Regions from separate parts of the Homo sapiens genome. Here region 1 is linked to region 2. A link is a loop called in an ENCODE intact Hi-C map of the cell type or tissue named here. Cell type or tissue: mammary epithelial cell. All regions are shown on one strand. Each heading gives the region's core, and the rest is flanking DNA. Links, peaks and the distances in the headings are about the cores only. Region 1 holds the start of MIR34BHG (MIR34B and MIR34C host gene). Region 2 has its middle 55 kb from the start of MIR34BHG.

Region 1 (2,909 bases), core at 193-2,692, 55 kb after region 2:
CGGCAACTTTAATTATAGAGACTATTTTGTTAGACTGCTTATGATTTACCTGAAAGATAAATTAACATTTTATACTGAAAGCAACAGTATTGATTAATCAATAAATATAAACAAGAAGCTAATTAAGAATCTGGTGCACTCTTACTAATGAGAGTACAATGAAATGAAACTAGAAATATGGAATTATAAAAACCGCTGGCAGTTCATTTTAGCTCAAAAGAAAATCTTCTCCCATAAATAGATTCAATTATTTTTAGTTCTTCAAAGGCACTGAATTGACTTCAATTTAGTCTTGCTTCAACATATAAACTAGTTTCTAGGTATACTATCAAGAAGTTTAATAATCTGACATTTATTGATCTATAAACCAAGATATGGTTTTATATTTCCTATGAGTAAATATGCATTTAAAAAAACAGGTTTAGGCCAGGTGCAGTGGCTCACTCCTGTAATGCTAGCACTGTGAGAGGCCAAGGGGGGTGCGGTGGATCGCCTGAGGTCAGGAGTTCGAGACCAGCCTGGCCAACATAGTGAAACCCCATCTCTACTAAAAATACAAAAAATTAGCCAGGCATGGTGGTGGGCGCCTGTAATCCCAGCTACTCAGGAGTATGAGGCAAAAGAATCGCTTGAACCTAGGAGACAGAGGTTGCAGTGAGCCAAGATCACGTCACTGCACTCCAGCTTGGGCAATAAGAGCAAAACTCCATCTCAAAAAAAAACAAAAACAAAAACAAAAACAAAAACAAAACAGGTTTATAAAGAAGCTGCTAAAATCCAGTAATTTCTAATTAGTCTAATTCTTCATTTCTTCCTCTTCCAACAACATCCTTCAAAAGCTGTGGGAGATGGTGAGTTTGTATGTATTGAAGGGAGGGATATGTTGTCTCCAATTGTCTCCATCTTTTTTTTTCTTTTTTCTTTTTTCTTTTTTTTTTTTTTTTTTGAGATGGAGTCTTGCTCTGTCACCCAGGCTGGAGTGCAGTGGCACGATCTCGGCTCACTGCAACCTCTGCCTCCCGGGTTCAAGCTATTCTCCCACCTCAGCCTTCCAAGTAGCTGGAACTACAGGCGCGCACCACCACGCCCAGCTGATTTTTGTATTTTTAGTAGAGACAGGGTTTCACCATGTTGGCCAGGATGGTCTCTATCTCTTGACCTCGTGATCCGCCCGCCTTGACCTCCCAAAGTGCTGGGATTACAGGTGTGAGCCACAACCCCCGGCCTGTCTCCACCTTTTCTAATTCCCAATTCCCATCAATCTAGTCTTGTATCTAGAAGTGGTAAATTAAGTCAATATAAATGTGCCAAAGCTAAAGCAGAAGGTATTTGTTTTCTACACTCTTCTTGGCTTCCTCCTAGTCATCAACCTTGTCTCTCCTGATAGCTCCTTTTCCATCTCCCTAATCACCAAAAGCCCAGAAATTAAAACAGTAAACAATTCCCCTGAAAGGTGCCTTCCTTGTACTGTCTAAAACAAATGCAATCCTCTGTGTGGGCATTTAAAACACCACAAGCATTCTTACTTAGATTAAATCATGGGTCTCCCTGGTCTCCAGGCATGCCTAGACATGAACCATAAAGGGAATGAGATCCTTGGAGTTTCTCTAGTAACTGCAGGCCAAATCAACAGCAACCCTAAGAACAAGCATTCTTTTTTTTTTTTCAACAGAACTAGGCCACACATATTTTTTGTCGTTATTTAAATTTTTAGTTGTACTACATAGAAAATAAACTCATTTTAAAAAGTTATTTCAGTAGGCAATGCATCTTCATGACTTTTACATATGAGTTTTATTTTTTATTACTTTTGAAGAAAAGTCTGTAGAAACCTACTTTTCAAGGCATCTGACCCAACCATTGCCTTGGATGGCAGCAATCCAGCTCAGGTAAGATATTTAAGATGCAACTAATAATCATAAAACATCAGTTGGGAAGAAGTGTTCGATATAGTATTGGGTAAAAGTGACTAACAATTTGGTAGAAGAGAATCATTTTTATAACTATCTCCTAACCAAGATTTCTCTAAGTCTGCATATTGTTAATGGAATGAAGACTATTTTGCTCCTAGTTTCATGTATGTATATTTAGGTGAATGTGAGTCATTTATGTAATGTGTGCTAAAACACCGTGCCCCTCACAAAGATAAGATGAATACAAAATACAGTTATTGTAGATGGCTTGTCTTTCACAATTTAATTCTACGAGTTAATTTTTACAATTAACATTTTCTGTGCTACATATTTTGTATTTTGGTTTCTTTCCCTTCACTATGGGGTGTACAGAACAAAGTATGCATTTGGAAAAAAAGTGCTGTCTTTCATATGCAAAGAAAATGCTATAACTTATTCAAACATCCTTGGGCAGTTCTTTAGTTGTTTTAATAGTGTGAGTTTGTAGTTTGTATTGAATGATCCAGATGACCTGCCCCTGTTCATGTTACTTGTGGCATCTATGAGACCATTTGCTGGTTTTAGGGAATCAATCTATAGGTGGGAAGTTTTCTTTTGCAGAAACTAATTTAGAACTAAGCCTTTGGTGTCAGCAATGGGTGCTCTATACTGGATGCATGAAGACCATATTTCTAGGGGAGGCTGCTTCCAGCTGAATTTCACAAGGTGAGGATAAAGAGAACATTCCTTATCCTCTCCTGATTAATTCATTAAAGGCAAAGGAGGGGAAGGAAAGTTATTAGCAGAGATCTCCCAGAAGTCCTCTGTAACTGTCCCTTTTGCCCAACTGTCACAAGATACTGTTTTTCTGGCATCCACAGCCCTAACCCTGAATATCCAAATGTACTCGTGCATCAAGGATCTACTCAAGTCTCACCTCCTCTGGGAACCTTCTTTGACCTATTACAGCTCTCATTGAGGACCTCCCTTCTATTTCTGATACAAATAGTTTCTACT
Region 2 (2,909 bases), core at 174-2,673:
TGATTTGCTCAAAAAATCTTTTCTGAGTGGTACTGTATGTCATAACACTGCCGGGCACTAGGCATAGGCAATATAGAGCAGGAAAGAGACATCTAAACACACTTTCCAAAAGAAACATAGTATAACCGTGTACAAAGCAGCCAAGTTACACAGTGACCAGTACTATCTAGAGGAGCAAGTTGCAGAAGGTATTTATTGTATGTCACACTGAAGGGTTCCCCTTCTATCCTTGCTACTCACAGCATGGTCCTCAGACAGCCACACTGGGATTTGTTTGTGCTCCTAGAACTTTAATGTAGATATGAATTTCCTGGGGATCTTCTGCTTCAGTAGGTCTTGGATGAGGCCTGAGATTCTGCATTTCTAACAAATTCCTCAGTAGCACTGATGCTCCTTACCCAAGAACTACACTTTCAGTAGCAAGACTGTGCCTGGACTGTTGAGGCTCTATAGGAAGAAGATGCATGGAAGATCTGTAGGGAAGCTCATATTTGCATTTCAGGAGGATAATCCTTCTTCCCTCCGACCCCCACAGGTGGGAGCTGGGAGGCTGAGGAGCAGGTAGATCTGGAGTGGTTTGACACAGAGGCCTTCTTTGGAGACTGCCTCAGGCAGTCTCTGTCAGTGACAGCCAAACTCAGCCACACGAAGGAAGAGGTAACTGGCAGCTCCAGGCAACACTTCTACCCAAGACTGGAGGAACATGTGGGGCTAGAAAGAGTCTCCTCTTCAGGAGAGTTGGTTATAGGACATAGAGTCCAAAGAATATGGAACATAGAGTCCTAAAGGAATCAGAATAAAGGAGAGTATATGGGAAGGGGAGATAGAGGATTTCAGATTAAAATTAGAACTGATTTCATGAAACCTAGGGCTTCGGACCAGTAATAGGGATTCTACCAAGGCCACCATTGGAGTTCCTTCTCAGATCTCCATCCCTAGTCCTCGGTAGCCCAACTAGGTGAGCAAATTTATGCCAGTAGATGGCAGGCATTAGAAGCAAAAAGAATACATTAGAAGTCCAAGTACCAAAACTGGGCCAGGGCTTCCCCAGCAGAATGTGCATGCTGAGACTGGCTGGGACGAGCCAGTGTCTGTCCTCATTCACTCTTTCCAAGTGTCTGGGTTGGGGGTTGGGGGTTGGGGGGTGGGGTTCTGGAGTCTCTCCAGCTGTTGGCAGCAGGGGGCGCTGCAATCACAACAGTGAGAGGCTGGGTGGCTCCGGGAACAGAGTTCACACACACTCAATCCACCCTCTCTCACAGCTCAAACTCCTCTACCTTAAACTTCTGGGTGAAGCCCGTTCTCTCCAGCAGCTGTGGGGAACAAGGCGCTGCCTCCCAGCCTCCGCTAACCGGCTTCTGAGGAGCGTGCAGAGGGAGCAGCAGCAGGTGGGCTTGGTTCACGCCTTCCTCTCTGGTCTCTGTGCCCAAACACAACTCCCTCCCCTCACTGAGGTCCAGGCTCCCTCCCTTAGCACCTCCCCAACCTGTTCCATCTCCCTGGCCCTAAAGCTCTTACCTACAGTTCCCACCATCTCTGGGAATTTCTCATCCCCTTTGCCGCTGCTGCCATGCCTGTCCAGAATAACTCTGGAGTTCCCAAGGTGAGTGGGGTGTCCCCGAGCTTGCTGTCCCTGGTGGCTGTAGCGCCTGCAGGTGAGCAGGCAGGGTTGTCTCTGACCCAGGCTGCTGAGGCAGCTGCCTGGGCTGCAGAAGAGAAGGCCAGCCGGAGGAGGCACCTGGCAGGCGAGTACGCAGCCAGCCTTCGTCACCAACTCAAGCTCCTTCGCCAAAACCTCCTCGGGAGGCAGGAGCAGTGGGCCTCTTTCTGCTCGACGCTGAGGGAGGTTCAGCAGCAGTTGAAAGCACAGATGGGCTCCAGGTCAGAGAAATCCTCTCCGGCTGGGCAGAACCCAGAAAAGTGTGGATCTGGCCAACCTGGATCAGACTTAGGGAGACATGAAATGGGGAGGAGAGAATGTGGCTGCAGGGGGTCCCGGAACTGGCCAAAACAAAACGTCCTTTTCCCACCCCTGATTGCTCCTGTGCCCCTGCAGGGCAGTTCCCCAGCTGGACACGGTGCTGGGCCACCTGTCCCAGGTCGTGCTGCAGGAGGGCCACCGCCTGAAGGCCTGGGGCATTCTGGGCACCGGCACTGGGGCGGAGCTACTGAGGCCAGGTGAGCTTTGCTTGGGCCTCAGCCAGGGCCCCCCAGGAAACCTGGCCCTGAATCAGGGCAACTAGCCCTGTAGAAACTCCAGTTCCACCCCCAGACACCCAGCAGGGGAGGAGAGGTAGAAGAGGGCAAAACAGAGCGGACACCCCAAGGTCGGGAGGGGCTTCCCATGCAATGCCTGCCCAAAAGAAGAAGGAGCCTCGAAAGTGGGAAGAACCAAGGAAGAAACAAAGCCATGGCAAGTCATAGCTTTATAGATCCGGAGGCACTTCCTGAAAATAAAAGCCTGGCAGATGAAGGCAAACGGCCAAGTTTGGTAAATGATGAACCTGTCTTGGGGTCTCGCAGGCCTGCTGAGTCCTGGGAATCCCGTAGCCCCCCTGTAGGCTGTTGCCACCATTTCCCGAGGCTTTTCCAGTCTCTGCCGGCCTGCGCAATGATATCACAATGGCACGTGGAATACTGCTCTGGAGTTAGCAAAGATGAGACCCCTGCCCCCTCAGGAGCACAATGTCTGTGGAGGCTGGGGAGGAGTTCTCACCAGCTCCTTCCAGTCACCAGCCAAGGGAGTCCCCGCATGTTCCCTCTCCCACCGGCCCCCAGCCCAGGGCTGAGCAGGCAATGATTGCTTTCCTGCAGCCCCAGCAGGCCCTCCTGGTGCTGATGACATCAGTGTGAACCCCGTCACCAAGTTGATGGTCCCTGGCCCCAACTCCTTGATGCTTCCAGCCAGC

The links. Hi-C counts contacts between places; a loop is a spot of excess contacts. Peaks named below come from ENCODE experiments on the same cell type or tissue, not always from the same donor. Only the 100,000 strongest peaks of a DNase experiment are listed, where the experiment ranks them.
Region 1: it touches region 2 in a loop (8-fold over the local background); 7 of 110 quality-filtered maps call a loop at or near these places.

Annotation. Positions count from the first base shown.
Region 1 is chr11:111,508,984-111,511,892 of GRCh38, forward strand. The region is part of intron 1 of BTG4 (BTG anti-proliferation factor 4); the gene reads right to left. MIR34BHG (MIR34B and MIR34C host gene) reads left to right here and starts at 1,619. Exons shown (of 2, transcript NR_147706.1): 1 at 1,619-1,889. RefSeq lists an enhancer at 1,059-2,258. In mammary epithelial cell, for the core only: no CTCF peak of the experiment used is centred there; a DNase peak (open chromatin) is centred at 1,558; H3K4me3 peaks cover 984 bases; H3K27ac peaks cover 1,636 bases.
Region 2 is chr11:111,453,701-111,456,609 of GRCh38, forward strand. It overlaps a transcript of BTG4 not described here. Among named protein-coding and RNA genes, the nearest start is that of MIR34BHG, 55 kb to the right of the region's middle. In mammary epithelial cell, for the core only: CTCF peaks have their summits at 1,187 (motif pointing right) and 1,654; a DNase peak (open chromatin) is centred at 1,071.